Regions from separate parts of the Homo sapiens genome. Here region 2 is linked to region 1. Evidence: read pairs that join two places in POLR2A ChIA-PET (ENCODE). Cell type or tissue: Caco-2. All regions are shown on one strand. Each heading gives the region's core, and the rest is flanking DNA. Links, peaks and the distances in the headings are about the cores only. Region 1 has its middle 110 kb from the start of LINC01559. Region 2 overlaps GRIN2B (glutamate ionotropic receptor NMDA type subunit 2B).

Evidence for each region. Peaks named below come from ENCODE experiments on the same cell type or tissue, not always from the same donor. Only the 100,000 strongest peaks of a DNase experiment are listed, where the experiment ranks them.
Region 2: POLR2A ChIA-PET joins it to region 1 with 13 read pairs; 3 of 35 experiments call an interaction of 5 or more read pairs at or near these places.

The regions. Positions count from the first base shown.
Region 1 is chr12:13,484,288-13,497,778 of GRCh38, forward strand. No RefSeq gene overlaps it. Among named protein-coding and RNA genes, the nearest start is that of LINC01559, 110 kb to the left of the region's middle. In Caco-2, for the core only: no CTCF peak of the experiment used is centred there; no DNase peak of the experiment used is centred there.
Region 2 is chr12:13,709,443-13,717,442 of GRCh38, forward strand. The region is part of intron 4 of GRIN2B (glutamate ionotropic receptor NMDA type subunit 2B); the gene reads right to left. Among named protein-coding and RNA genes, the nearest start is that of GRIN2B, 270 kb to the right of the region's middle. In Caco-2, for the core only: no CTCF peak of the experiment used is centred there; a DNase peak (open chromatin) is centred at 4,739.

The sequences.
Region 1 (13,491 bases), core at 3,001-11,000:
ATGCATCTTCACTGTAATATTCTCTCAATTATTTTGTAGGTTTGAAATTTTTCAAGATAACAAGTTGGAGGAAATTTGCTTGTGAGGCTACAGAGAAAATATTAGGACACATCATTTCAGTATAATTTATATTCTTAGGTATACTGAATTAAATATTCCAGCAAAGATATCAAATATGAGTGTGTGGCCCAAAGGAAAATATTTCTCTTTACTATTCTTAAAATAATAATGTCTCGTGCTTGGATATTTATACTGGATATTTATACGTGTGCCAGGCATTGTGCTAAATGTGGTAGCCTCATTTAATTCTCACAAAACTTTATGAGGTAGGCACTATATTGCAGATTAGGAAACAGGCTCAGAGAGATTAAGCAGCATGCCAGTGTCAAACAGTAAGTAGACATGAGCCAGGATAATAGAACCATCTGCCTCACCCCAAAGTTTGGCTTTTTTTTTTTTTTGAGAGAGAGTCTTGCTCTGTTACCCAGGCTGGAGTGTAATGGCGGGATCTTGGCTCACTGCAACCTCCACCTCCTGGGTTCAAGCAATTCTCCTGTCTCAGCCTCCCAAGTAGCTGGGACTACAGGTGCCCACCACCACACCTGGCTGATTTTTGTATTTTTAGTAGAGGTGGGGTTTCACCATATTGGCCAGGCTGGTCTTGAACTCCTGACCTCAAATGATCCACCCACCTTGGCCTCCCAATGTGCTGGGATTACAGACGTGAGCCACCGTGCCTGGCCAAAAGTTTGGCTTTCAACCTCTCTTTCACACTGACCCTGGTCAGTAAAATTCACATACTTTTACTCTGAATACTATCTTATAGTCACCAATTATGAAAGATATTATCAAGTTATATAAAATTCTCTGTTAGTGTTACCACTTAAATGTATTATTATAATTTAATATTCTGATCAATAGTTACCATACACACAAGGGATTGCCAGTTTTGAAATGAAAAAGATTATTTTGAAACTACTTATTATAAAACTATGCCAAATATAAGTCCTTTATAATAGTAGCAATATAGGTAACAAGACCATCATTTACTGGAATGTTCCTTTTAGCTTTTCAAAATGTGTTACGGTTGTTATTCCAATTTTTCATTGACTCAGTGGCATATTAACATAGATGGAGATAAGTGGTGGGGCTGTAAGGATGGAGTTCTGTCTGAACTTATTTCATGGTATCTCTCAAGTTTTTCTTTTAAAAATACACTGCTTGACTTGTGTCTTGTTTGCATAAATGTGGAGGACACAATGTGTGTCCCTGCCTGTGCTGGTGAGTAGAGAATTTGGTTTTCAGGAAACCAGATACAATCATCTTAATAGATTATGAAGCTGTAGTAAGTGAAGGCATTGTGGCCTAGGGCTGAGGGAAAGTAAACAGAAAATAATTTCAGCAAAGTTGTTCAGAGAGTGCTGGTGCAAATATTCTGGACATTTAGATGACTTGGAAAAATGGGCTTCAACACTGTCAAAGTCAAACCTGGCACTGTGGGAGGGAGGTAACACTGTAGCTGAGGGCATGCGTTCAGGAGTTAATCTGCCCAATTCAAATTCTGGCTTGACAGCCTTCTAGCTGCATGACCTCAGGCAAGTTATTTGACCTCCTTGTTCCTCTGTTTCCTCATCTGAAAAATGGGAAAAAGATGAGTCCCTACGTCAATGCACCTAACTTTGGTACTTTGCTAACAGAGAGTTTCAAGGATAGAATAAGAGAAGTCCATCCCAAGAAACAGGTACCTCAGAAATATTTTCTTCCATCCAAGGTTAAGAGATGCCCTGATTCCCTACAGTGTACATGGCTTAGCATGTCTGGCATCTCTGATGATCAAGGGAAGAAAAGTCTTCAGAGGGTCATTGAAGGCAGCAGACAAAATATTCTACAAGAAGACTTGGAATATTCTGAGTGGCTCCTACCAGAAATGCAGTCACTTAGTTATGGTTATTTCCAAAGTTATGATTCTTGACTGATACATGCTTTAGTCACTAGGGCATGGATATCTCATATAACAAAGTGCCCTTTATGAAGCTTGTAGAAAAATACTGCAAAGCTTCTGGTAGCATTTTTGAGAGGCAAGAGCTATAATACTTCTTCCTGGTAGACCAAACAATATTTGTAGGGGTTATAAACAAACAGCAAAATAGGGGGCTACAATCCCATAGCAGCATCAGAATTTAAACTAGATGAAACTGAAAAGCAGGCAAAGTCTGACATTGGTAATTTCCTTTTCTCCCCTCGACAACCCAACACCAGTACTCGGTACTGTCTTGTGGCTTTGGATATCTTCAGATAATCTGCCTAGCCATGTCCTACTAGGCCAAACCTGCCAATCCCAATAAAAACTTCTTTTAACTACTAGGAAAACTACTGGATTAAAGTTATTGATAAGGAGCTGCAAGAAATTGATAGATTTGAATTCAATAATTTTTAAAGGAGAAGTTTTCTTAATAGGGTTAAAATATGAAGAAGCTATTTAAAGAAATAGACCTTCTGGGCACTGTTGCCAGCCTCTACAGCTCATACACACACATTTTCAAAATACTTCTCAGACTTGCCAACCCCAAGCTGGTTCATGGAGCACCAAAACAATGCCCAAACATCTAGCCGATATCTCCGTGGGGCCACAATAATTTTGCAGAGACCTCTCAGCAACTAAGAGTGACTGCCCTTATGGGCAAATATTGCCACAAAGAGGTGAAGTGACTTTGAACTGGCGAGTTGGGTAATGTGTTTCAGTCTACTTCTCTCATGTCACCAACTCTAGCAGATGTGCAGCCAGTCTTTCTGGAGTGGTCCTGGACCCTGGACACATTATCCTGAATATTCATCCCTAGTAACCAATATTTCTATGTTGATAACAGTAAGATACACATGACCATGAAGGATAGGCTGTAAAAGGCTCTGAAGTGACAAAATGGCAGATGAGGCAGAAAGTGATTGGAGCAGGGACTGTTCTGCTTGTTTTGCCTTGGTGATAGCAGGTGCATTTATAAGCTGACAACGTATATATGAGCCTTTCTCTTCTTGAATGTGTCCTTGTCCCTTACCTGTTGACTCCTTGAGTCCCTGCCCACCTTAGCCTGAGTTGGAGGACCTCTCTGCTTAGGTTAGCCTTGATGACGAAGGCTGAGGGCACTCTAACAGTACTTCTATCTTTGTTGATGTTCTAGAAAGCGGGCCATGGGTTCCAACCAGCTTGGCGTTTTCTCAGCTATGGCACGATGCACTTGGACTTCATTTGTGATCGGCCCCTCATTGAGCATGAAAGCTGGTTACCTTTTTCCTGCCAGAAAATCTGGCTTTCTCATTTGCCGTATTTTCTGGGTCTGCTGGACCCAGCTCAAAAACGCCTCAGCAGTGTCTGTCACTAGGGAAAAAGCAGCCCCTGAGAAAGGGCAATTAAAGGTAGTGTTTGTCTCTGATTCTTATTGGCAGCTCTGTTCAGGTGAAGACATAGAAAAGGTCAAGGCCCACGGCCCACACACAACCTGATTGTGTAGCTAGGCAGCTTTCCAGGAGGCCTTCTATTTGGAATAGGAGCACTTAAAGGAGACTCCCTCACGGCATAAGCTGGGGGTGGAGGATGTAGGCCATTTAGCTACACGATGAGGCAAATGTCCTACTTGCTAAGTCTGGAAAGGTGGGTGGCAGGAGTGGTGGCTTCCATTTTTCTAAGAACACAGCTTATTTCTTGGGCTCCATTCCCCCCGGGTATGACCCATAGAGAAGAACGTCCTGGAACTAAAGGTCATACCTGAAGCCAGGTGAGTTAGAAGAGAGCTCTACGTAAAGTGACTAGTAACACATGCAGTGAAGTTTTTTCCCAGAAAATAGCATCATTGACCGCATCCACTTTTGTGTAATGCTGTGATCTGTTTGTGTTCCCCCAAAATTCATATGCTGAAACCTAATCCCCAAGGTGATAGTACTAAGAGGTGGGGACTTTTGGAGATGAGCAGGTCACAAGAGCAGAGCCCCTATGAGTAGGATTAGTACCTTTATGGAAGAGACAGTAGAGAGGTAGCAGAGAGATAGCTAGTTCCTTCCACCATGTGAGGTCACAATAAATGGGCCCTCTCCAGACACCAGATCTGCCAGTGTCTTGATCTTGGACTTTCCAGTCTTCTGAACTGTGAGAAATACATATTTGCTGTTCATAAACCACCCAATTTTTGGTCTCTGTGTTATAGCAGCCTGAACAAACTAAGACATATAGCCTGGAAATTTGGATTTAGTTCAGAAATCCCAGGGAAACAAAAGGAAAAGGGATCAATCTCATAATGGTATTCATACTTGACTGCTCACTAGGAGGTTATGGGAGTTCTCATGGAAAATATTGCCTAGATGATGCTATCTTATCCAAATAGGTTATGACAACTTTTCATTGTTTTTGTTGTTTACTTTAAGCATATCTTGAACCCCATCCAAATTCATATTCAATTTAGGAGAGGTATTAAAAAACCCCAACATACCAAAATCTATTAATCATTTATCCTGGGATGATACTCAGCATTAGTTGTAGAAGTGGCATAATCTCAGCATGAAATGTAAAGCCAAAGTACAGATATCAGCCTGGTCAACATGGCAAAACCCCGTCTCTACTAAAAAATACAAAAAATTAGCTGGGCATGGTGGTGTCCACCTGTAGTCTTAGCTACTCGGGAGGCTGAGGCTTAAACCCAGGAGGTGGAGGTTGCAGTGAGCTGAGATCATGTCACTGCACTCCAGCCTGGGTAATAGAGTGAGACACTGTCTCAAAAAACAAAAACAAAAACAAGCAAACAAACAAACCAAAAAACAAAATACATATACCTGTGAACTTTTCAGTACTTCTTGAGTTGGCCCCTTACAATTCCCTTTATTACTGGGTAGGCAGTATGGTTATTCTGGCCCTACAATATCAGCTGCTCTTTATTAATTGAAATACAATTTTAAGAATATTAAATCTGTTTGGTAACTATTACATCCCTCTGTTAGTAAAGACAGTCAGGAGCTGAAAGTATAGGACTACGGATGGTCCCTAACTTATGATGGTTCAACTTATGATTTTTCGACTTTATTATGGTTCAAAAGCAACATGCATTCAGTAGAAAGTGTACTTTGGATTTTGAGTTTTGATCTTCTCCTGGGCTAGCAATATGTGGTTCAATATTCTCTTGCTATGCTGGGCAGGGGCAGGGGCAGTGGCAGTGAACTGCAGCTCCCAGTCAGCCAGGCGATCACTAGGGTAAACAGCCTATACTCCATATCTTCCCAAAAAACGCTATGCCTACTAAACCATCAATAAGTGTCAATGCCTCATTGCCTTCTATTCTTGAGCCTCATCAGAAGACAGAGAAATTGATGACCCTATTTCTGCAGCATCCCCATCAATCAGCAATTAACTTTAGTTCAATGCTTCTCCAGGCCCCATGTACTTTTGGCTGTGGACATTAATGGTGAGTACCCATGCAAACATTGTTTTTATACTTTCAGTAGAGTATTCAATAAATTACATGAGATATTCAACACTTTATTATAAAATAGGCTTTGTGTTGAATGATTTTGCACATCTGCAGGCTAATGTAAGTGTTCTGGGCACATTTAAGGTAGGCTAGGCTAAGTTACGTTTGGTAGGTTAGGTGTATTGAATGCATTTTTAACTTAACAGTATTTCCAACTTATGATGGGTTTATCAGGATGTGACCCCAGTGTAAGTTGAGTAGTATCTGTATTTCTGGGCAAAGTATTATTCTTTCCCATTGTAAACTTATGTTTGATTATGACCTTTGGTACCCCAAAATTAAATTGTTTTGCTCCTGAGTGAAATTGTTGAAAGCTTCATTGGCCTTTGGTGAATACATAAAATAAACACTTTTCTGATAAAAAAAAAAAAAAAAAGGTTCCTATTCTCTTTGGTGAGAAATACAGAGGCTCCTAGGGCAGTTTTCACACTTTCTTATTCTTTGTCTAGAACCTGTAACCAACACATTGAAAAACTCACCACTAGCTCCAGTGATTTTCCCTCTTGGCTCTATGCTTGCAAATCCCATTGACCTTCTCAGTTATTTTCTTTCCTTCCTTTTTCCACCCACCCCCGTCTGTCACCATTCTAATCCAGGCTCCCATTACTTCCATCTTGGACAGTGGTATCAGGCTCCTGACTTACCTCCTTCTCCCTGAGAGTGGGAAACATTAATACCATTCAGCAGAATCATGCTTCCCTGTACTTCTGGCCTCCTTGAAGTAAGGCAAGGCATGGACACACCTTGCTCTGGCCAATGGCACATGAGCAGAAGTGAACTGTGTCTCCAGACCTCTTTCTCCTATGGTGGAGCCTGTGCCAATGATGTACCTGCCAATATGATGTGGATGGATGTGTATGGGGGTGAGAAGTAAACTATGCTTGTTTAAGTCCCTGAGATTTGAGTTTCGTTTGTTTTGTTATTTGGTTCAATTTGACCAATACACACAGTCTCTTCCTCCTCTAATTCTCTTTATATACTCTTGCCAGGGTAATCTTAAATCACAGGCCAGATTATCCCCTAATCAAAAGCCATCAGCTGTTCATCATTACCCAGAAACAGAAAACCCAAATGTCTGAATTTCAAGAAACTCTGAGCTCTGCCCTCAATGTCCTCTTCCCACTTTCTCACTACACGTATGTTCCGGCCCAGTGTAAAGGCTCACAGTGACCCTCAGATGATCATGTCTTGACTTGGGATGTTACATTTGTATGGAGTGTCTTTGCCCTGATTACATCATGTTGAAATCTAGCCACTTTAAAGCACAGGTTCAAATGGTCAAACTTTCCTGACTCCTACAAGTGGACAGGCACTCCCACTCTTCTGGGGTCCCTTAGCAAATTGTGTCTCATTTATAGTACTTACTACTTTCTATTGCATAATGCAGTTATTTCTGTATATGTTTTACCTCTCCGATTAGACAATAAACCCTCTTAAGGCAAATAGCAGTATTAGTTATTCTTGTAGTTCTTTACAGTACCAAGGTGTATAGTTGCTCAGTAAATACTTTATAAGTTAAATATTAATCCTCAGGGGAGGGCCATGAAGTTCTGTTTTAAATCCCAAATGATCATAGTTCAGTAAATGATGAGAAATGCCACCTGTAGAGTGAACAGGGATTTTCCTAGTGAACTTCCTCCTTTGGTGGGATATTCTGCAAGAGCACCCCTGGATAAGGCATCAAAGAAATCCTGGTTCCTAGGAAGGTCTGATTAGACTCTATGCACATGGTAGTTTAGGCTTCTCTACTCTGAAAATAAAAACTAGAGGAAACTCTTATTCAATAAAAAAGAAACATATTTAAAGATTCCCAAAGGGTCTTTGAAGCAGGAATGAAACTTTAGTTTCAGAGTGACCTTCAGTACTGAAGAAAGCTTTACAAGGAAAGATAGCGCTGGGCATTGAAGCACTGGGCACTGATAGAACTTTTAGAGGGAAGAGACAGGAAAATGGGGAGAGAAGAGACTAAAAGAGAAAGGCTGGCTTAAAATAATCAGTGATGCTGAAGGACAACAGCTTAAATGATCAACTGGGAAAATTCTTCAGTCTAATGGCACAGGGAGATCACATCACAAGCATGACTAGAGAGCTGTAGATGGGAAAAGGTGTGAGGAAGACATTGTGAGGTTAGTGCTGTTAGGATGGAATCTTTGTGGCTATTGATTGAATACGGAAGGCAGACCAGTGGTGGAGTAAAAAGGTAGCACGTTGCTGAGATGGTGCAGACAGTCAGAGAAGCATGAGGGGCCCACCTGGTATGGAAGCTGTGCCAATCTGAATCGCCTTGGGTTTGATTATTTTTACCATCTGGCCCAAACAAACCTCATGAAACTGAGGCGCCCTGAGGCTATGCCAGTGCAGCTCATGTGTATTTAGATGTTAGCTGAAACAAAGAACCATTTCTCACAAGTATAGAAATATAACAAATTTATATTAATTCAAAAAGTACCATTTTCTGTTTATAATTCTTTTCCCCTAAGAATTTCTTTTAAAGTAGCCAGACTCTGTTGCTCCTGATTTTAGGAAAGAATTTAGGAAATTTGTCCCACACACCATGAGAGGTATGTAAGCAGTAGAGTATTAAGATGCACCTGGATTTCTGGCGTGCTGAAAGCAGACACGTTACACAAACTCAAATGCCTAAAAAGGATCCCAGAAATGGGAAAGTCATAGAGAATGAAGCAGTAGTGGGTCAGAGCCCTTCTCCTGCCATATATGCCCTTAAATTTTCTTTTCATTTCTTAGAGCTGCCCATTCTCTCATCTCTCAGGGGAAAAGAGTAGACACATTTCTTTTGTAAGCAGAAGGCCTTTGACTCTGACTATAAACTTTGGAAATGGCAGGAAGAAGGAGAAATGCATATATACCAAGGCACATGGGAACAACGATTATATTCTTACTAAAGCCACAGATTTTAAATGGTTTGGCCTCAGTAGTCATTTTGGGGATTAGGTTGGACTTGGGGTTTAAAAGACATCTGGAATATGAATGTAGAACGTGACAGTCTGAGTTCAGCAAGCAACGCATCTAAGGAATTTAAAGAAAAAGAAAGACCAGACAAAATGTCAGGCCTAAAGTTCTTAGAATCAGCAACCAGAAAGAAAACAGATAATTGACATCACAATAGCACAGGAATTTCAACAAAGCAATCTGGAAGAGTGAAGAGAAGATGTGTTTCAAAGTCAGCTTAACTTGATCCTGGATTCCAGATCTTCTACCTACATTAAGCAAGTTAAGTTCTGGGATCCATTACAGGATACTTTATTCATGAAGGCACACAAGCAGGTCAAGAATTGATCCATCTTTATTTAGACATCCACAAACATTTTGAGTTAGAAAAACCAGGTGTCCACCTTAAACTCATAATCTACAGAGTGATAATTAAGTGCAGTGAAGTAAGAACCAAGGGAGATAGGTGAAAAATACATGGGATCACCCAGGAGGGGTTGATGGTAGAGATTTCTGAGCTTGCTAGAGTACATCATGATAGAACAAAGTCACTGCTTGCTGTTGATACTTTAAAAAAAAATTTAAAAGAAACTTTTGTGGGTACATAAATATATATATTTATGGGGTACATGAGATGTTTTAATACAGGCACACTATGTGAAATAAGCACGTCATGAAGAATGAAGCATTCATACCCTCAAGCATTTATTGTTTGAGTTATAAACAATCCAATTACATTTTCTAAGTTATTTTTAAATATACAATTAAGTTGTTATTGACTATAGTCACCCTATTGTGCAATCAAATAGTAGGTCTTATTCATTCTTTGTATTTTTTTTTGTGCCCATTAACCATCCCCAACTCTCTCTTTGCCCCAATCCCTCCACTACCCTTTCCAGACTCTGGAAACCATCCTTCTACTTTCTATGTTCATGAGTTCAATTTATTTGATTTTTAGATCCCACAAATATGTGAGAACATGTAATGTCTGTCTTTCTGTGCTTGGCTTATTTTACTTAACATAAGGATTTCTAGTTCCATCCATGTTGTTGCAAATGACTAGATCTCATTCTTTTTTATGGCTAAATAGTACTCCACTGTGTATATGTACCACATTTTCTTTATCCATTCATCTGTTGATGGACACTTAGGTTGCTTCTAAATCTTAGCTATTGTAAACAGTGCTACAACAAACAGGTACACAACAAACTGGGTACTCAGCAGTGGGATTGCTAGATCACATGGTAACTCTACTTTTAGTTTTTTGAGGAACCTCCAAACTGTTCTCCATAGTGATTGTACTAGCTTACATTTCCACCAACGGTATACAAAGGTTCCCTTTTCTCTATATTCTCACTGTCATTTTGGATGTAAGCCATTTTAACTGGGATGAGATGATATCTCATCGTAGTTTTGATTTGTATTTCTCTGATGGTAAATGATATTGAGCATCTTTTCACATGCTTGTTTGCCATTTGTATGTCTTCTTTTGAGAAATGTCTAGTCAAATCTTTTGCCCATTTTTTGGTCAGATTATCAGATTTTTTCCTGTATAGTTGTTTGAGCTCCTTATATATTCTGCTCATTAATCCCTTGTCAGAAGGGTAGTTTGCAAATATTTTGTCCCATTCTGTGGGTTGTCTCTTCACTTTCTTGATTGTATTCTTCTCTGTGCAGAAGCTTTTTAACATGATGTGATCCCATTTGTCCATGTTTGCTTTGGTTGCCTGTGCTTGTGGGGAATTGCTCAAGAAGTCTTTGCCCAGACCATGTCCTGGAGATTTTCCCCAACATTTTCTTGCAGTAGTTTCATAGTTTGAGGTCTTAGATTTAAGTCTTTAATCCATTTTAACTTGATTTTTATATATGGCAAGAGATAGGGGTCTAGTTTCACTTTTTTGCATATGGATTTCCAGTTTTTCCAGCATCATTTATTGAAGAGATTGTTTTTTCCCCAGTGTATGTTCTTGGCACCTTTGTCAAAAATGAGTTCAATGAGTTCACTGTAGGTGTGTGGATTTGTTTCTGGGTTCTCTATTCTGTTCCATTGGTCTATGTGTCTGTTTTTATGCTAGTACAATGCTGTTTTGGTTACTATAGCTCTGTAGCATAATTTGAAGTCAGGTAATGTGATTCCTCCAGTTTTGTTCTTCTTGCTTAAGATAGCTTTGGCTATTTTGAGTCTTTTGTGGTTCCATGTAAATTTTAGGATTACTTTTTCTATTTCAGTGAAGAATGTCATTGGTATTTTGATGGGGATTGCATTGAATCTGTAAACTGCTTTAGGTAGTATAAATATTTTAACAATATTGATTTTTCCAATCCAGGTTGTTGATACTTTGCCATGACTGTCTTCCTTTACAGTGTCGGAGCTGTGCAGGCGGAGCTGCAAAATGACAGATAGCATGGAGCCAGCAGTTGTGTATTGAAATTACCAAGCATAAGAGCTGGCAGTGACTTAGATATATCTAGCTCAATTCATGCACTTAAAGATGAGGGAACTGAGGAAGGAAGAAATAGAGTGACTTGGGCATATGCAAATTGCCCAGGTTATTGTTCAAGTTAGAGCCAGAACTAAAACCCGGATTTTCTGTCCCCAGTAGTGCTCTTTTCACCACATTGCGCTGCCTCTTACTGCCAAATAGTGTTACTTAGAGGCTAGAACTACTTCCCCAGAGATGATGGAATCAGGAAATTCTACAAACATTTTTTATGAATGCTCTGTAACAATTTCCATGGGTAACAAGCCTTTTTAGAGACTATTGTCTGAAGCAATGCTGCCCAATAGAAAGTCTGCAATGATGAAAATGTTCTATAGCTGCACTGCCCAGTATGATGGTCACTAGCTGCATGTGGTCACTAGCACTAGAAATATGGCTAGTTTGGCTGAGGAACTGAATATAAAATTTTAATTTCATTAGGCACAAATTGCTAGAGACTTACCATATTGGCCAGCATAAGTCTTCAGAATTATCTATATCTTTAGTTATACCACTAAGTATGTGACTGTCTTTTTCTAGCTGCCTTGACTTTGAGCCCTACAAGCTCCCTCTTCCCAGTCCCTGAGCCATGAGAACCAAACCATGCCTAAGTATATGTAAAGACCACCATCCTCTCTGGTGGATGAGTCTGGTCTTAGTCTGTGGCAATAAGTACATTTTGCCTAGATTGTTTTTCTGGAAGAGTACTTGTCACATTTTATAATAGTAATAATTATAATTTGTTAGCATATTCTGTATACCCATCCCTCATACTCAGTCATCTATAGGTATTACATCTATTACTCTTCCCACCAACTCAGTGAGTACGCTCTATTACTGTCAACCAGTGGCCAGAAAGCAAATCTGTCTTCTTCCAAAATCCGTGCTCTTTTTACTATCCCACACTGTCTAAGAACTGAGGATTAGTGTACAATCCCCTGTTGCTTGGGCAGGGGAGATTTTCCTTCATTTATTAAAAAATACTATTGGCTGCCTGTTAAGTGCCAGGCACTGTGCCAGGTAAAGTACATAGTGATGAATCAAATGGGATTATCCTAGCTGACATTGGACATGTTTTCTAGTAAATGCTGGTTTTTGGAGGAAGAAATTTGGTAGATTCTGTTAAGTAGCTGGGAATTCAGTGCTTATATGCTGCAAACTGGAGCTATTTATACTGGAGCTGTTCCTTTGATGTTTGAAACGTGCAGCAATTCTCTCTTGTAGCCAAGATGTGTAATTTTTTTTTTTTGGGGGGGGTGTTTTTTACCATTAAAATATTATGTTTTATTTACTCAAGAGTTAAAAATCCTAGGATTTCATCATGAACTCCACATACAAGCCAATTTCACAGCCATAGAAATTTCCAAAATTAGTATTGAGGCAGTTGACCACAGCTCTATGCTAATTTCTGAGGCTATTAATTGTGTTTGTGAAATATAAATGCATGAGCAATGACTGTGGATATTGCTTAAGAATCTAAACACTTTATTGAAGAAATAAGTGAGACAAAATAGGTGTGATAAGAGTACAAAATATGTACCATATTGCATCAAATCTAGCATACTATAAATTTTAAGACATATATCGTATTCCATGGACCACAAAAGATGCTGCCAATTAAATTATGACTTAATGTATTATCATATTGAATTTTTAAAAGACTTTTAAAGGAGGTCTTTTAGCTTATTCAAACATAACTGCCCTTTATTACTCATCTGCATAAATTAAAAAGAAAATGTAAGCCAAATAAATTGGTTAAGGAGTTCCTAAAACTGCTACAAATCAATAATTTGATCTTTTTGAATTGTTTTCAACTCAGAGTTATCAACATCTGTGTTTTTGCACACAGTCTCAGCTTCTGCACCATCAGGAGCCCTGGGATGCAGAATTTCTCGAACACTTTTCTTTTGGGATTTTATCCTACACCGTTGAAATCCTTCTGCAAATTTTGAAGATGGTGCTTTCTTGTTTATTGTGTCTTTTTTGCACATTTATCACTGAATGGACATAACAAAGCTTCATCTACTATTAGGCATCATCCTTCCTATGTTTTGTAAGGTGCTTGGTTGTTGCATTATAAGAAAATTTTAAAAACTGGTTACTCCTTCAATATCAAACATTTACTTCAGTATTACCAATTTTCTGCCTCACTGTTTTTGTACCTTTCTGGGTATGCACAATACCTCTATGTTTCAAAGCTAAATCACAATGTACTCTTTGTGAAGATATTTTAAAGAGCATTTAGACTTAATAGTGTAGCACAAAGAGTAACAAATAAACAGCTGAAGTAGCAATGACACAAATAGCTGACAGGAACTTTGCACAAAACAAAGAATGATAACAATGTCACCAGGCCTGCCAGCCTCCTGAGGTTCTAATATACCATGTTGGTAAGAAACAATCTGGTTTTAGATGTTGTAAAATATGAAAAAAAAGTGTGTCTAGAACCAATGAACTACGGATCATTGGATTCCAGTGATGCTGTTGATCAAGCTTATCTATATGGTTTAACATAGGAAATTCTCAGTTATAAATCCTTGGAAGCAGAGACA
Region 2 (8,000 bases), core at 1-8,000, 220 kb after region 1:
TAAAATCGAAAGCGTCAGCAAAGACACAGAAGATAGAAAGAAGAACCAAACAGAAATTTTAGAAATGAAACAATATAATGGTTAATATAAAAAATACTTGCTGGATGGAACTCAGTGACCAAAATGTTAGTAATAGAGGAAAGAGTCAGTTAACTTACAGGTAACAAGTATAGCTGAGCAGTACCTTCTCCTTGAGGCTCTAAGTACTGCACCAGATCCACGGGTCACTACCTCTGAGCTTCTAAATTCTAATAACCACAACCCCAGCTCTAAAACGAAGTCCCGGCAGGTATTATTTCTCAGCATTCCCTTTTCATTCTTCCAGCTGTCTGATTTCCTATATTACATTCCCACTGTTGACAAACATTCATATATTTCTGGTGAGAAAGTAAAATGATACTACCGCTCTGAAAAATGGTTGGCCATATCTGATAAGGTTAAACATGTACCTATCCTATAACCAATTATTCAGCTCCTGGGTATATACCCAAGAGAAATAAAAACATATGTCCACAAAAGCATATAAACAAAAATGTTCAGAGCATTTTTATTCACAACAGCCAAAAACTAGAAACAGCCCAAATGTTCATCAACAGAAAACAATAAATTCTGTTATATTCATAAAATGGTATATTACTCAGCTTTAAAAAGGAGCATACTGTTGATAAATGCAACAACATGAGTGAATCTCAAAACATTATATTGAGCAAAGGAAGCCAGACATACAGTAAGATATATTTTATGACTGAATTTATATGAAGTTCTAGGTATTGATGGGATGTATCTCAAAATAATAAGAGCTATCTATGACAAACCCACAGCCAATATCTTACTGAATGGGCAAAAACTGGAAGCATTCCCTTTGAAAACTGGTACAAGACAGGGATACCCTCTCTCACCGCTCCTATTCAACATAGTGTTGGAAGTTCTGGCCAGGGCAATTAGGCAGGAGAAGGAAATAAAGGGTATTCAATTAGGAAAAGAGGAAGTCAAATTGTCCCTGTTTGCAGATGACACGATTGTATGTCTAGAAAACCCCATCGTCTCAGCCCAAAATCTCCTGAAGCTGATAGGCAACTTCAGCAAAGTCTCAGGATACAAAATCAATGTGCAAAAATCACAAGCATTCTTACACACCAATAACAGACAAACAGACAGCCAAATCATGAGTGAACTCCCATTTGCAATTGCTTCAAAGAGAATAAAATACCTAGGAATCCAACTTACAAGGGACGTGAAGGACCTCTTCAAGAACTACAAACCACTGCTCAATGAAATAAAAGAGGATACAAACAAATGGAAGAACATTCCATGCTCATGGGTAGGAAGAATCAATACTGTGAAAATGGCCATATTGCCCAAGGTAATTTATAGATTCAATGCCATCCCCATCAAGCTACCAATGACTTTCTTCACAGAATTGGAAAAAAACTACTTTAAAGTTCATATGCAACCAAAAAAGAGCCCTCATTGCCAAGTCAATCCTAAGCCAAAAGAACAAAGCTGGAGGCATCATGCTACCTGACTTCAAACTATACTACAAGGCCACAGTAACCAAAACAGCATGGTACTGGTACCAAAACAGAGATATAGACCAATGGAACAGAACAGAGCCCTCAGAAATAGGGCTACATATCTACAACCATCTGATCTTTGACAAACCTGACAAAAACAAGAAATGGAGAAACGATTCCCTATTTAATAAATGGTGCTGGGAAAACTGGCTAGCCATATGTAGAAAGCTGAAACTGGATCCCTTCCTTATACCTTATACAAAAATTAATTCAAGATGGATTAAAGACTTACATGTTAGACCTAAAACCATAAAAACCCTAGAAGAAAACCTAGGCAATACCATTCAGGACATAGGCATGGGCAAGTACTTCATGTCTAAAACACCAAAAGCAATGGCAACAAAAGCCAAAATTGAGCAATGGGATCTAATCAAACTAAAGAGCTTCTGCACAGCAAAAGAAACTACCATCAGAGTGAACAGGCAACCTACAGAATGGGAGAAAATTTTTGCAATCTACTCATCTGACAAAGGGCTAATATCCAGAATCTACAATGAACTCCAACAAATTTATAAGAAAAAAACAAACAACCCCATCAAAAAGTGGGCAAAGGATATGAACAGACACTTCTCAAAAGAAGACATTTATGCAGCCAAAAGACACATGAAAAAATGCTCATCATCACTGGCCATCAGAGAAATGCAAATCAAAACCACAATGAGATACCATCTCACACCAGTTAGAATGGCAATCATTAAAAAGTCAGGAAACGACAGGTGCTGGAGAGGATGTGGAAAATTGGAACACTTTTACACTGTTGGTGGAACTGTAAACTAGTTCAACCATTGTGGAAGTCAGTGTGGCGATTCCTCAGGGATCTAGAACTAGAAATACCATTTGACCCAGCAATCCCATTACTGGGTATATACCCAAAAGATTATAAATCATGCTGCTATAAAGACACATGCACATGTATGTTTACTGCGGCACTATTCACAATAGCAAAGACTTGGAACCAACCCAAATGTCCAACAGTGATAGACTGGATTAAGAAAATGGGGCACATATATACCATGGCATACTATGCAGCCATAAAAAATGATGAGTTCATGTCCTTTGTAGGGACATGGATGAAGCCAGAAACCATCATTCTCAGCAAACTATCACAAGGACGGAAAAACCAAACACCACATATTCTCACTCATAGGTGGGAATTGAACAATGAGAACACATGGACACAGGAAGGGGAACATCAAACACCGGGGCCTGTTGTAGGGTGGGGGGAAGGGGGAGGGATAGCATTAGGAGATATACCTAATGTTAAATGATGAGTTAATGAGTGCGGCACACCAACATGGCACATGTATACATATGTAACAAACCTGCACGTTGTGCACATGTACCCTAAAACTTAAAGTATAATAAAAAACAAATAAAAATAAAATAAAATATATTATTAATGAAAGAAAAAAGCAAAATTAATCTATGGTGAAATAAATCAAAACAGTGGTCGCCTTTGTGTATAGATGTGTATTGGGAGTGGGGAGAGGACAAGTATTGACTGGGAAGGGGCATGAGACACAACTAGTGATAAAAATGTTCCATATACTGATAGAGGTGTGGGTTACACCCATGAAGGCATTTGTGAAAGCTCACTGAATAGGCACCTAAGATAAATGTTGAAACACCTAGTGTGCTTTGTTTCCATTAGAATTTTATCTTTGGAGAATATTATAAAGTCTCTGACTATCAGGGAAAGCCAATCTTTTCTATCAACTTTTGAAATACATTGCTATAAAGTATAGGGCGTATGTTTTCTAATTTCAAAATTTTAAACCCTAAGTTAATATGGTCAATATCTCTCTCCCAAGTTTCTAGGTACCCCCACATCTTCAAACAGTTCTTGGAGATAGCTTCTCTTGGTGTTAATTTATATTCAGAATATGTGACAGTGAAAATGTTTCTTGATCTCAATTTAGTTCACTTCAATAAATATTACCGAGCATAACTATATACAACGCAAGGTGCTAAGTGATGCAAGAAATCCAAGATAGATAGCATTTAGTCCCTCCTTCAATATGCTTACCACCAAGCATAAGATGAGATACCAAAGAATTAAAATATAGGCAGGATAGAAGTAATTTTAAAGAGTGTAATACACAATCAACAAGACATGAAACATTTACAGTACATTTAAGAAACGTTAGGTATTTCTTTTAACATCCTTGGTTGAAACCATTTTAAGTTAACAACATGACTTTTTTCCCCTACTCTTGGTCCACTTGATGCTCTCCTTTTATGCTCCTAGCAGACATAATTAGCAGACACTGATGATGTCATTCCACCAAATCTCCATTCCTATTAGCCCTAATAATTTTAGCAAGTGATCATGAAAGAACACTGACCTTAGTGGCTTAAGCCTCCCATATTCAAGAGGTCCCCATCTTACGAAGACAGGCAGTATGACTCCCTCTAAAGAGGCACCAACTTCTTTTCAAATGAATCACAGAATCTAATTATTCTGAAAATTATTTAAGCAGAAATCAGTACCTATATTCATCCCATAAAAGAGCAGCCATGAAATACTTCCCTAGCGATGAGCCATCAGTGTTGGTAAGACGTTCTTAATAGAACAAGAAGTCACATGAACCAATACGTCATTCCACATGTGAACAAAAATTCTACAAGGGAACAACTCAGAATCTGGTTGTTATTTTTGCCTGTTTTTTTTCTTGCTATCAGGGTCACTAATGCTTAAGAAAAGTACGTAGAGAGTGGGGCAAAAGTTGAGACAATAAAGCTTGCATATTTAGAAATCTGTGTCTACAAGATGTTTCCTTCTTCTGAACAAAAGCTTGCCATTATTACCAACCACTTAGAGCTTTTAGTCTGCCTGGCTGGAGAACAATGCAGAGTGTTTAAGATGCTCTGTTACCAGTGTTTTGTAAAGATTTTTTTTTCTTACTCCTAAGGACTTTGCTCCTTTGTGACCTTAAGGGTGTGTAATTTTCAGTTTCTGTTTAGCATAGACAAGATGAGTATTGTTTCTAGCCCTGTATTCTAAAAGCAAAATCCCTAAAACTCCAATTCAGAAATTAAATAGATTTCTAAAAATGTACCCTACATCACTCAACCAAAGTCTGTCTCTCAGGAAGTGGGAGGGCATAAGATTCTCTCCTTCCTGTCCTCCCTCCCCCACCCACCACTCCTGATGGATTGGAGATGTCAGCTTGTCAAGTCTTATTGGGTGCTACCTGATGTAAGTCCACACTGAGGCAGTAAAAATCTGTTTGCAGTCAGCTCTTTTAATAAGTCTCAGCAAACAGGAGCAAAGCAGATCTATTCAGTAAGATACTTCCTCTGATACAGCGGGGAAAAAATAGTCCATGACAGAGGCTTGATATGGAGGAGACTTTTAGACAAAGAACAGTTCTTTCTTTAGCAAAGCTGGAGAGAAATAGTTTCCCTAGGGATTTGAGGATTCTAAGAAATACTGTATTTTTATGCTTATGATTCAAACCTGACCCAGACTCCAAACTTTTTAAAAAGGAGGTCATATCTCCCCTGTAAAATGCCCCCATCCCACAGAGTCTTGCTGAGTCCTAAGCATTTTGTGGGTTCAGAACTCTGATAAATTATATTGATGCTGCCTCTTAATCTTAAGCCCAAAGGGGGAACGCTGGTTGGTTACCCAGCCTTCCACCTATGCCAAAAAGAATAAGAAAGCCTGAGAAGGTCAAATGTTCTGAGAATATATTTTATAATACAAATCACCTAATTTTTTTATTATTGTTTGTGCAAGTTTAAGGGGTACATATGCAGTTTTGATACATGCACAGATTGTGTAGTGGTCAAGTTAGGGCTTTTAGGGTATCTATCGCCTGAATAACATATGTTGTCTCCATTAACTCTTTTCTCGTCATATACCAAAGTAAAGAGTTTCTCAAGAAATTTCAAAACTCTGGGAAATATGTGTTTATGTACTATCACTTCATTATTCAGATAAAATTAGGTGCCAACCACCTGAAGAGAGTGGGCCAATCTTTTCAGTAAAAGATTGCTTCTCGTAGTTCTTAGCGCATTGCTGGAGTATTATGGGTCTTAACGGTGCTAAACGTTGATGGATGGTGGTGGTGGTGATAGTTATGACGATGATGTATGAAATAATGAAGAAGACAATGATGTTCGCTAACAAGATGAAGCCAAATTTAAAAATGACCTGACAGGGTGAATTATTCTGGGAATAATTATTATGTATGTATTCCTTCATTCACTTTTCTGAAGCCTCTCCGTTATCATCACCCATATCATATTCACTTCTCCTAGAATAGTGCAGACATGGCAGAAAGTGAATTCCAGGAGTCTGGCTAGTAACATTCAAATTAAACTTATTGCACCATTAGGCTGAGAAATGTTTTTCTTTCTGGCAAGAATAAAATGATAACTATAAAAGTTCTTAACAATATAAGGTTTTTCAGGAATAGTCTTGCTCTGAAGGTAAAAAGTTGTCTCTGTTCCTAACTCTTAGGAAAAGTAACATGCAGTAAACACTTAGTAACATTTTGAATGAATGCATGCATGATTGGATAAATAAATGGATAAATATACAAAAGAGTGGGTAAGTGAATAAATGGCTCATTGAACTATATCTCTCTACTTTTTAGAATAGTTACTGATTGTGCAGGTAAAAATCACATCGTAAGAAATCTGGGGCTTATCCTCTGAAAGAATGATCTCAGAGAACCTAAACTCTGATCTTTCAAATGAGTATTTTAAGATTACTGTACATGTGCTTCAGAAGCTTACTGCAAAATATAACCCCTTGATAATAAAACAAAATAAACTAGTCATGATGATGTCATAAGAGCAAGTCCTTTTCTAGGTCATTATAATTTTTCATGTCAATTTCCACAGAATTTTAACCAGAAGATCTGTAGAAGCAGTAGAATTTTATCTCTATGGGATGTGGTGATGGAGGTATGTTTCTTCCAGCATTTGCTTACAACTCCCATAATATCTATTTACAAATCATTATCCTGTCCTTCATGATCTAAGTCCAAAAATCACTGAGCTAACAGCCACACAATCCTTTCTGCAGGATTTTTTAAAAGCCTACAAAGAAAGTCTCAATGGATAGTTGGTGACCTAAACATCACCAGGTTGAAAACTCCTTGGGGATAAGAATATCCCCAATTTATAATACCTCTGTATCTACAACAAACTTAATAGTAAGTTCTGCATAAAACAGCCTCTTAATAAATGTCCATTGATTAAATGCAGAAATGGGACTAGGGTGATGCAATAGGAAATAAATACTGTGCAAATTTAGAGACAGGAGAGTATAGTGTAGGGAGGTGAAGTCAGAACAGACTTCACGGAGGATGACAGACTTAAATAATATATTGAAATAAATGGCTGTGCTATGAGCCAGTAGTAATCTAAGCATCTAAAATGAAAAAGCACTAAGCTCTAAGGGTGTGGAGCTATCTCACAGTGGCACCTTATACAGGGTATTTCTGACTTTGAATATCTTACCGTTGAGAAGAACCCTACCTAAATGGGCCATGCATTTCATTGTCACAGTGGATGATGGCAAGTGAAATACGAGATTGATGTCGAATTTTTCAAGAAAGATGGAAGACAGGGATATGGAATGAAGGTGAGAAAGAAAGAAGGAAAGAAATGCTTTCAATGAAAGAAATTCTTCTTTCCCACATTTCCAGTTGAAGGATTAATCTGTCCTCTGAGAGTTAATGTCATATGATGATCTTTAGGAAAACACAAAATAGAGGGCATTTCGCACTGCCAAATGTTCCTATCATTCCATTCCTGTCGTGTCCACATATAGTAGTGTTAGTTTCATAATCTTTGGTCTTTGTGACTGAGAAAGTCCTTCTCATTCACACCTCTGCCTAAGGTGACTACCCTGATGTGACTAAATATGCAAGGACTTAGTTCTTTGACCTAATGCAAGAACTATAGAAAACTACTAAATTTTCTGCAAACCCAGAAAATAAGAACGGTCAGTTCTCAACAGAAGGGGAAATGAGGGAAAGGTTACTAGCATTTCCTATGTAATAAATATGTTTGCATTGTATCATGCCATACGCGTGTGTGTGTGTGTGTGTGTGTGTGTGTGTGTGTGTATTCACTCAATCATTACAGAGACCCTTAAATTTTGGAGTTTATATCTCCTTTTTACAGTTGGTAAAGCTGAGGTATGGACAGTTTTACACAAGTTAAATAGCTACTAAGTGGTTATGAATCCCAGGAGACTTGGGATTCATAACTAGGTCTGGCCGACTCTAAAATATACTGCAGCTCAGAAAACAGGCAATTCTGGGTAATAAAAAAACAATTCTGATTTAAAATAAAAGCAAGGCAATGCAGAATAACAAGAAAAGATCATTAGAATTAAATCCAGCCCCGCTTGGAATACTATCTCTATCATCAACCCTTAAACAAATTACTTTCCATTAGCCACAG